2 separate regions of the Mus musculus genome follow, and region 1 is linked to region 2. The links are chromatin contacts, found by Hi-C or POLR2A ChIA-PET in ENCODE. All regions are on one chromosome and are shown on one strand. The core of a region is the stretch at or near the end of the contact, and the rest is flanking DNA. Distances in the headings are between cores, read along the strand shown.

Evidence for each region. A loop is a pair of places that touch in the nucleus more often than their neighbours do. ChIA-PET counts read pairs that join two places held with the same protein, here RNA polymerase II (POLR2A).
Region 1: a map of left cerebral cortex shows a loop between it and region 2 (2.2-fold over the local background). The contact joins the promoter of Gpank1 here to the promoter of Ehmt2 in region 2. A Hi-C loop is called at or near these places in 1 of 37 maps with a recorded cell type or tissue (left cerebral cortex). POLR2A ChIA-PET finds 5 or more read pairs at or near these places in 3 of 5 experiments (Patski and embryonic stem cell).

Annotation. Positions count from the first base shown.
Region 1 is chr17:35,119,327-35,124,458 of GRCm38, reverse strand. Gpank1 (G patch domain and ankyrin repeats 1) reads right to left here and starts at 1,507. Exons shown (of 2, transcript NM_032460.2): 1 at 800-1,507; 2 at 1-239. The coding sequence starts at 1,473. It overlaps Gm20522 (predicted gene 20522), which reads left to right. Exons shown (of 3, transcript NR_168268.1): 3 at 1,221-1,724. It overlaps Csnk2b (casein kinase 2, beta polypeptide), which reads left to right and starts at 3,167. Exons shown (of 7, transcript NM_009975.3): 1 at 3,167-3,337; 2 at 3,932-4,014; 3 at 4,603-4,705. The coding sequence starts at 3,943.
Region 2 is chr17:34,897,223-34,902,083 of GRCm38, reverse strand. It overlaps Ehmt2 (euchromatic histone lysine N-methyltransferase 2), which reads right to left and starts at 3,114. Exons shown (of 27, transcript NM_145830.3): 1 at 2,831-3,114; 2 at 2,518-2,724; 3 at 2,168-2,424. The coding sequence starts at 3,110.

The sequences.
Region 1 (5,132 bases), core at 258-2,757, 220 kb before region 2:
GGATAGTGGGGATAGGGTTGGCACGGCCTTCACCCCGGGGTCCTAGCCCCATTCCTGGTTCCCAGCCACCTCTCAGCAGTAGCCTGAAGCCAGGACTGGAAGTGGGCACCCCAAGGGGAAGGTTGGAGGGCTGGGGTCTCCTGGACAGTGACAGCAGGTGAGCAGTAGATGTGTGGTGGTTGGAGTCTTCAAAGTGGGCACCACAGTCCTCACAGAACTGGGACGAGGAGGGGGTAGATCTGCAGAGAAAGAAATATGTTATAGGGGAGGAAAAAAAAAGATGAACAGAGCCTCAAGTTGTTCAGGCACCAGGCAGAGCAGAGCAAAGTACTTTTTGCCTTTCTCCCAATGTCAGCAGCATCTTTTGGTTGTATCTTGTCTTGGAAAGGGGCCCCAGGGTCTTCCCAGTAGGGAATATTTGGAATACTGTCAGGTAGGCCTCAAGCTCTCAGGAATAATGAGTAGTGCTGGCATTTATAAAGTGCAAACTGTGTGACAAGCACCATCCCATCCTACCCCATCTCTTTCCACATTAACCTACTGTATCTTAACACCCCTTTGAGGAAAAAGTCTTAGCCCCAATTCTCAGACAAGGACTGAGATTTGCAGACTTTAGGCTGGCACTGCAAATAAATGGAACCAAGATTCAAATGCACAAAGACCACGCCCATTGTTACTCTATGACTGAATATGCCAGAGGATGAATAGCCCCCTTTAGCTGCTGTGGGCCCTTAGTATGAGGTGCCCAGGAAAGGAAGAACACAATAAAGATGGGTGTAAGTGAAGGCTCCCTCCTCACCGGTTCTGGTTCTCAGGGCTCCTTGTCTCTCCATGACTCTCTCTGACCATACGGGCTACCTCAGGGAAGCCTGCTTCTTCAGCCAGCTGGGCAGCATCTCTGCCTCCCAGGTCACAGACTCCAACCCAGGCAGCTCCTCGGCCCAGGAGATAGCGCACAGCGGCGCCCTGGCCTGCTCGGGCAGCACACATCAAGGGAGTCCACCAGAAGGCATCACGAGCATTGATATTCCCTCCAGCTCCCCCTGCCTCTTGGGGTTCTAGCAGCCTCCGGAGTTCTGTCAGATCCCCATTCTGGGCTGCCAGCAGGATCCACTGGGCCATCCTGTCTTCATCCTCAAGTGCTCTTCCTTGTCTGGGGACTCCTGCTGCTGCAGGCTCCCTAGTCACTCTTCTTCTCTTCTTCTTCCTCTCCCTCATAGGTTCAGCTCTCTGGGGCTTAGAGGAACTACTGTCATCTGCGATTAGAGCCTCATAGAAAGCCCGGGCAGCAGCCCCGTCCAGGACAGGCTCTGCTTTCTCCTGCTGTGGTTGCTGCTGCCCATCCTTCCAGAGGTCACTGGAGTCAGCCGCTGGGGTAAATTCGATGAAGGATGGCCTAGACATGCCTGTGAGAGAAACAAGAAAATGAAGACTGGGCAAGGCAAGGATGTGACAAGCAAGCGATCCAACCATTCAGGTAGCTATTGTGAAGATGACCAGCACCACCTCTGGGGGCCCGCTGAGATGGGAAAGCAGCCTAGAACTAAAATGGGCCTCCCATCCCAAAACTGACTTCATAGTTAGGATTCTGTGGAGCCCGGGCCTCATGGGTAAAAGGGACCCCAGGAATAACAACAGATCCTGTCACGATGGGATGGGTAAAACAGACCCCAGGAACAACAGATCCTGTCATGATGTTAATAAAATTTCATGAGGGCATAGTAGATATGAATCTGTGTAGAATGCTTGTTTCAAATTTGAGAATTCTAGATTCTATCAATAACACAGAAAAGAAAAAGGGTAACAGGAAAAAAATATTCTACAAGACAGTTGTTAATGGGTTCTGTATTCAACTCCCATCTTCCTACAAACAAAAATGCCAGGCTCTCTCTGAAAACATTCCGCTAACACATACAGGAAATATAAGGTCGACACCCCCCCCCCTTTTTTTTTCGAGACAGGGTTTCTCTGTATAGCCCTGGCTGTCCTGGAACTCACTCTGTAGACCAGACTGGCCTCGATCTCAGAAATCTGCCAGCTTCTGCCTCCCAAGTGCTGGGATTAAAGGCGTGCGCCACCACTGGCCCGCACAGGTCGACCTTTTAAATCTTGCTCGATCTTATCTAGGGGTCCCCTTTTCCCAGATTAAAAACAGGCATGACATTACTCCGGGAGGTTTCTGGGGAAGCTGCATTGTCACTTCTGTACCGCAAAATGTCGCTCTTGTAATCTGTAAGATTGGATACAATCAAATAGCCACAGGGCAGAACGAGGCATGCGCAGGAGCAACAACAACAAAACATCCATAAGGTTCAAGTTTCCCGCGCTAGAACCTTTTCTAGCATCCTCGTAGTAAAGCATCGCGTGCCCAGTAGCGCGAGGACCCAAGGGGGAGCCTGTCGGTTGGGGTCCTGCTTTTACATAACGCCCCCACAATGCCCTTCGCCACCCTCCGCGTTCAGAAAGACTCTGAGGACACAGTGGGGAGACCTGTGGGATGCCGAGGAGCTGTGAGATGAAGTAACATCACGGTTACCCCTCACCACTGCTCTGAGCAGGGTTTGAAGAACAGTCAGGGTCATCAGCACAACTCTCTACCCCAGCTCTGAGGAGATGGAGAAGTACAAAGGGACAAGCGGCGGCAGAATGGCTGGCCCCACCTCAGGTTAGCTCGCAGGGCGGTCCAGGTTCTCACGCAGCGTGCACAGCTCAGCGCATCCCAAGCACACCCGACCTAAGTCCCTCACCACAACTCTGCGCATGCCGGAGCCCGAGCGCACTCTGTCGCGGGCCTGGCGAGAGAACCAGGATCCCGTGGGTTGGCCTGGCACAGGGAAGAGGGAGAAAAAAAAGCAAAGCGGAACGCTGAGGGAGCACCGCAGGGATGACAATCAGCCCGAGGACCTACCCGGCAGCTTAGCGAGCCTAACAAGACTATATTTCCCAGGCTTCCTGGTCGGGAAGACCCCCTGCTCCGCTTCCGCTTCCGGTGGCGCCTCGGTTCGCCCCGCCCCCAGGCGGCTTCCTCTAGGGCCTCGCGGCCCTTAGAGAGTCATGCGCGGGTCCTCTTGGGATTGGTAGTTTGTCTTCCCCTCATTTCGTCAGTTTCTCTCTGCCGACGGGACTACATCTCCCGGCGTCCACGGAGGTAGGGGGCGGTTCTTAGCGCCTGCGCGTTGCCCTTTTCTCACCCAAATCCTCACCAGTTTCCAGTGGCCCCCCCCCTCCCTACTTCGTCTGCTGCGGCCGGGTCGGCTTTTTGCGCTGTAGTGGTCTCTGCGGTTCCTTGGAAGCACAGCTCCCCTTCCCCGCCCCAGTCCCAGTCCCCGTCCGGCCGGTGAGTGTGGGGTTGTCCCCGCGTCGAGTCGCCCGTCCCTGGGCGCGGCACTCTGGTTGGAGCTCCTCGATGTGGGGGCGACGAAGGAAGTGACCGGGTCGGTAGCCGAAGGAGGTCGGGGGCCCTGGGCGAGAGGAGGCGGCTTTTGGGGACGCTCGTGAGACCCACAGAAGTGTGGTGCCTTCGCCAACCCTGCGAGTGCAGGAGAGGCCGGCTCTGTTGGGGAAAATGAACTTCGGAAGCCTTGGGACAGGCGCCAGGAACATGCAGGCACCTGCGGTGGTGGGGAGCCGGAGCCGAGGGCCCTGTCGCGGCTGACATGGAGGGGAGAGGGGCCTGGCTTTGAGGAGCGCCAGGGACGAGGGTCACACTAACAGATCAGGACCTGTCATTTTCTGGAAAGTAGCGAAACTTATTGCCAGCACACTGCAAGGGGGCTGAGGTGAAGGAGAGAAGCTTGGAGATGCTTCAGAGGCCGGGATCCTTCAAGCCTGGCTGGACTCAGATTCTTCCGTTGTTGTGGAGAATGTGTGGGAGGAGGGAAGAGACAAGAAACAGCTTGGTCTCCACTTACTTAACGCTCTTCTTTCACAGCGGACATAAAGATGAGTAGCTCTGAGGAGGTGTCCTGGATTTCCTGGTTCTGTGGGCTCCGTGGTAATGAATTCTTCTGTGAGGTGAGTTTAGGTCGGCCAACTCCACATGCCCTCGATGTTTTATTTTATGTTGTTTGAGAGCAGATTTCGACGGAACTCACTATGCAGCCTAGACTGGCCTTGAACTCCTGGCAGTCCTACTTCCTCAGTCTCCTGAGTGCTAGGATTTCAAGGTTTTGTCAATATGCATGGCTAACAGAGGTACCTCTGGGTGACCACTAGGATAATTAAAATATTTCATGTTAAAGTTGGGTAATGTGCAAAGCCCGGTGGCTTCAGTAGAAAATTACAAATGCCTTTCAGAAACTAAACTGTTTAGCCTTCATGATTCCCAAGTCTTCAACTCAGAGAGTTTGCTATCCCCAAGAAGATGGCAAGTGCGGTTTCTAAAATAAGCTTGTGTCGAAGCTGAATAATGTCTATGTCTTTGCTGGAGATGGTTAGCCTTAAAGAAAGGGCCTGCAGTTTTTATGAGACTTCAGTACCTCTGCAGAATTGGGAATAGGACACGAGAGGTGACTTGGCTGAGGATAAGACATCTCTTGGGCCCAGGTGGAAGATGGGCCTTCCTATATTATTTTCAACCCCTTGGCTTCCCTGTGCCCGTAGGTGGATGAAGACTACATCCAGGACAAATTTAATCTTACTGGACTCAATGAGCAGGTGCCTCACTATCGACAAGCTCTGGACATGATCTTAGACCTGGAACCTGGTAATGTGCCCTTAGGGTTGTTGCTGACTGTGGGGTTGGTGATAAAGTGTGCACTCCCCTCCATAGGTGCTTTGTTTTCATTTTCTTCTAGTCTCTGCTCACTGGCCTCTTGAGGTGGTTGTTGTGGGAGGTGGAAACTGGGTTTTCTTTTTTCTTTTTCATATATATATATTTTATGTATATAAGCACACTAAAGCTGTACAGGTGGTTGTGAGCCTTCATGTGGTTGCTGGGAATTGAATTTAGGAACTCTGCTCTCGAGTCAAACCCGCTCACTCAGTCCCTGCTCACTCTGGCCCAAAGATTTATTTATTATTATAAATAAATACACTGTAACTGTTTTCAGACACACCAGAAGAGGGCATCAGATCCCATTACAGATGGTTGTGAGCCACCATGTGGTTGCTGGGATTTGAACTCAGGACCT
Region 2 (4,861 bases), core at 1,865-4,364:
TGGGAGGCAGAGATAGGCGGATTTCTGAGTTCGAGGCCAGCCTGGTCTACAGAGTGAGTTCCAGGACAGCCAGGACTATACAGAGAAACCCTGTCTCGAAAAACCAAAAAAAAAAAAAAAAAAAAAATTAAAAAGAGAACAGTGGCCAGCAAGATGGCTCAGTGGGCAGGGGTGCTTGCTGCGCAAACCCTAAAACTTGAGTCTGACTCCTAGATGGCATGAAAAGGTGGAAGAGACCAGGCTCCACAGATATGTCCTCTACTGCGTCCATCCCCTCAACCTCCCCCATTACACATACACACTTATAATCAATATTTTTCTTTCAAGACAGGATTTCCCTGTGTAGCCTTGGCTGCCCTGGAACTCACTATATAGACTTGGCTGTCTAAGGAATTGTGTATACTCTAACTAGGCTGGCCTTGAACTCAGAGATCTGCCTGCCTCAGTCTCCCAAGAACTGGGATTAGAGGCGTGAGCCAGCACCACCCAGCAACAGATAAAATTTTAAAAGTTGTGCCCATATAGGAGTCTTTAAACTACTAATACAGGCATTAGCTAATCATCTATAAGGTATCTACAAGGAAGACAGATACGTGTAAGGCATATGCAAATGTTGATTCTTAGCTGACCCAGACCTTAAGAGATCCACCTGGCTCTCATAATTTTATATGAGGAGCCCGAGCAAACACGAACTTCTGTACCAGAGAAGAACAGCCACACCATGGTGAGGTAATCACTTTCCCAGAAAAAGAAAACAAGCATTGTCGGAGAGGTAGTGCAGTGGTTAAGAGCCGGTTGCTGCTCTTGTGGAAGACCCAGGTCCAATTGCCCAGCACTGACAAGATGCTCACAACCCCTTCAAACTCAAGGTCTACTGCCCCCTTGACTTGAAGGGCACCAGACACACAAGGTGGTACACAGACATATGTGCAGGTAAAACACCCAGAAGCTTAAAAGTTTTTAAAAAAAGAAAGAGTAAAGAAAAAAAAAAAGAAAGAAAAAAATTAAATGTAGAAGCTGGGTGGGGTGGATCATAGCAAGTTCAGTCTACATGAGACCATCTCAAAAAGAGGAAATAAAACAAGGGCCAGAGATATGGCTCAGCAGTTAAGAGCACTGACTGCTCTTCCAGAGGTCTTGAGTTCAAATCCCAGCAACCACATGGTGTGGCTCACAACCATCTGTAATGGGATCTGATTCCCTCTTCTGGTGTGTCTGAAGACAGTTACAGTATATTCATATACATAAAATAAATAAATAAATCTTTTTTAAAAAAAAGATTATAAATAAAAGGCATGTGTGTACACCTTCAGCCCCAGGATGTAGGAGACAGAAAAAGGTAGATCTCTGTGAGTTAAAGGCCAGCCTGGTCTACACAGCCAGCCAGCCAGGGCTACACAGTGAGACCCTGTTACACACACACACACACACAAAACAACAAAAAACAAAAACTACTCTCTCAAAACAAAATAAAGCTCAAAACAAACAACAAAATAAACGAAACAAGACCCAGAGGAAGGCTACACAAGCCATACTTAAGCTGAATCAAGAGCCCTTAAAACCTTGACATAATTTTGATTTCCAGGTTCTTGTCACACACACACACACACACACACACACACACGCCTCCGCCCACATTCTGTCATTATGTGGCCTTCCCAGGGAAGAGTTCCCAGTAAAAACTTTATCTGGTTTGAGACTGGTCTCAAAGTAGGGATTTGAAAAACAAACAAACAAACAAACAAACAAACGAACAAACCAACCTCCCTAAGCATTTGTTCAGAGGCAAAAAACAAAACAAAAAAAACACAAACTTGGGAAGGCTGATCCTGCCCAGTCATTTGTGTAATTAGGACAATAACTATATAATTAATTCTACATCTGTCAGTCTCCTCTGCTGACCACCCCTCCCCAAAGAACACAAACTCCAGGAAGCCGACAATTACTCTGCTCACAGAGGCCCAGCCCAACAGCTGACACTTGGTAGCCTATTGGTAAATTCGAAAAAAAAAATCTGAATACAAGAGGTCTAAGGCTAAATCCCGGAAGAAGGAAAAAAAAAAAAAAAAAAACCCAAAAGAACAAACCACCAACAAAAACAAAACAAAACAAAAAATCCGACCCAGAGACTCCCCAAGTCTCTCCACCCCAACTTCCACACTCTCACCTGTCCGTTGCTAGGTTTGGACATGGTTTTCCGGGCTCGGTGCACTTTGGGCTGCCCCTCCTGGGCGGCAGTTGTTGCCGGAGAGGGTTCAGGCCCAGCAGTTGCAGCTCCCTGGGCCCCGGGCATGCTCAACAGCCTCATGGCCAAACTCTGGACCGAGGGGGGCGACTTTCCTGCCCCTGTCATTGACATTTTGGCCCGACTGGGACAGGCACCCCCCTTGCTGGGGGAAGAGGGGAACGACTTTGTGGCATGGCCTAGAAAAGAGGCAGGCAGAAAGGGGGTGCAGGGTGAGCAGGCATGCAGAAAGCCCCTCTGCGCCCCGTCTCCCTCACTCCCCAGTCTCTCACCCAGCACGATGCGACCCCCATCTCCCTCCAGGCTCTCGGGTTCGTCCCCGATGAGTGATGCGGCCCCGACAGGGGTGTCAGCCCCCTCATCGCCGACGGTGACAGTGACAGAGGCCGGAGAGGAGGGGCCGGCAGGCTCCAAGGAGTCGGGGTTGGCCTTGGGAAGGGTCTCCTCACTCTGAGGGGTGTCCCCCAAAGAGCTATGAACTGTCGGGAGGGGAAAAGAAAAAGTTCAGGGCTGAAAGCTCCCGGGATCCCGTGTTGGGGGTGGGGAGGGTGGAGGTCCGGTCGGGCCTGCTCCTGCTGCACTCACCTCTCTCGGCGGCTCCTCGGGGCTCCTTCTCCAGCAGCAGCGCCCCCATCTCAGCGGGGGCCTCCCCCTGGGAGGGGAGACAAGGAACCGGGGGGCCGGTCAGCCCGGCAGGCAGCTGGGGGGCCCAAGACGCCTGGGCCCTGGGCAGCGAGAGCAGGCTTCGGGGCCTACCTCGCCCTCGGTGGGCGCCCCCCCGACCGCGGCCGCGGCCGCCCGTGGGGGCCGCACGCCCCCGCCCCCGGGCCCGCATCAGCCCCCTCCCTCTCGGCAGACCCCGCATCTCTGGGGCCGGGAGCAGAGGAGGGGGAGGGGGCGGGGCCTCCGCGCCCCGGCCCCGCCCCCTCCTCCCGGCTGCACGCGCCGCTCCCCCTTTGTCCCCCAGGCCGCGGGGACCCCGGCCACCAACCCCTGCAACGCCCGCTGCGCCCCAGCCCGGCGGACGGCCCCTCGCGCCCCTCGCGCGGGCTCCCGGGGTCGCGGTGCCCACCGCCCACGCAGGGGCAGCGGGCGGCGGCACGTGCGACTCGGCGCCCACTCCCCCCACCTCCCACCCCCTGGTCCCCTCATCCGCCCCCGGTGTTGGCCCCCTGGTTTGCTGTAAGTTCGGCTCGGGCCCCCCGGCCCCGTTGCACCCCCGGAGCATTGCACGAGCGCGCGCTTCCCCCGGGCGCGCGCGCGGGCATGCACCCGCCTCTCCCCCTCCCCTTCCGCACCTCGGCGGCCGCCGCCGCAGCAGCTCCCGCCGCCGCCGCCATCGCCGCTTGCGCGGGGGGCCGAGCCGGCGCGCGGCCGCCCCGGGTCACGTGGACAAGGAGGGAGGGCGAGAAGACGCCTTAAAGGAGCCGCTGCGGGCCTCTTGGCCATTTTTGCCCCCCAGAATGGCCCTGGAGGTCCAGAACTGGGGCCTGTAGGGGAGAGGGCGTTCGCTCCTAGCCTGGGCTCCGCCGGGAGCAAGGGTGAGGCTCGACTGGGCTGTGGCTTCCCTGTCCCCGCCCGGTTTTGGGAACACGTGTAGCCTGAGCCTTTGCAGCTGCCGCGTGTGCCTTTCCCGTTCTGAGCCGCCAGATAGAAGGCTGGGACTATATCAGTTTTGAACTTTAGTGCACAAGAAGGGGCGACAGAGACTCACGGAAGACACCTTTACTTCTGGGTCAGTGTGCTTTTGGAAATCTGGGGGAAGTGTCTTCGGTTGCACTAGATATGTCAACTGAATGCAGCGGAGACCTCAATCTATTGACAGTAACTATTTCTGCCCAAATACTTCTCCATGGAGGGGGGGGGTCATGGTCCAGCAGACAGCTTAAGTATGATGGTAGACACAGCAAGTATACAACCCTGAACACTATCGAGGGCACCATCCCCCTCCAGGCATTAAGTCCTAGCCAAAGCTTGAAAATGCCTGTATGGTTGCTCACACAATATTGGACAGACAGGTACTTATGTTACTGGGCCCAAGGCCAATTCGGCATCTTATGGGAACTGTAGTCCTCTTTGGATTAAAAACTTTTCAGAGCTTTCTGGGAATTGTAGTCTTCTAGGTAATCAACTATAAGTTTAGCTGGTATTTCAACTTTCCTTAAAACTTGAGCAAAAATATGCAACAGATGCCCTTTTGCCATCTCTGTGGGTTCACTGGTCACCTGTGGCCCATGGCTTGCACTGCCACCAAACCCCGCATGGTTTATGCCAGCACCAGGGTTGCCAATCACTGTGTGATAAGGTTTCTGCCTAAGTGTTTAGGGCGTGTTCCGAGTCTCTGCTTGAGGCTCCTTTTGGCATGGGACTACAATTGTTAGCGCTGGGAGAATCTATGGTGGGTAGTCACACACATGCAATTGCCAGAATATAAAGAAAAAATGTTTTTGTTTGTTTTTTTTGTTTATTTTTATGGAAAACAAAAACTAAAACCCCAAACTCCAGAAAAAATCCTAAAAAATAGTTTTCTTTAAAAATACTGTATGTCTCTACTCCTCTCCCTCCCCCCAACAGCCCTCCTTGTGTCCTTTTTTTCTAAGTGCCCTGCCCCCCCAC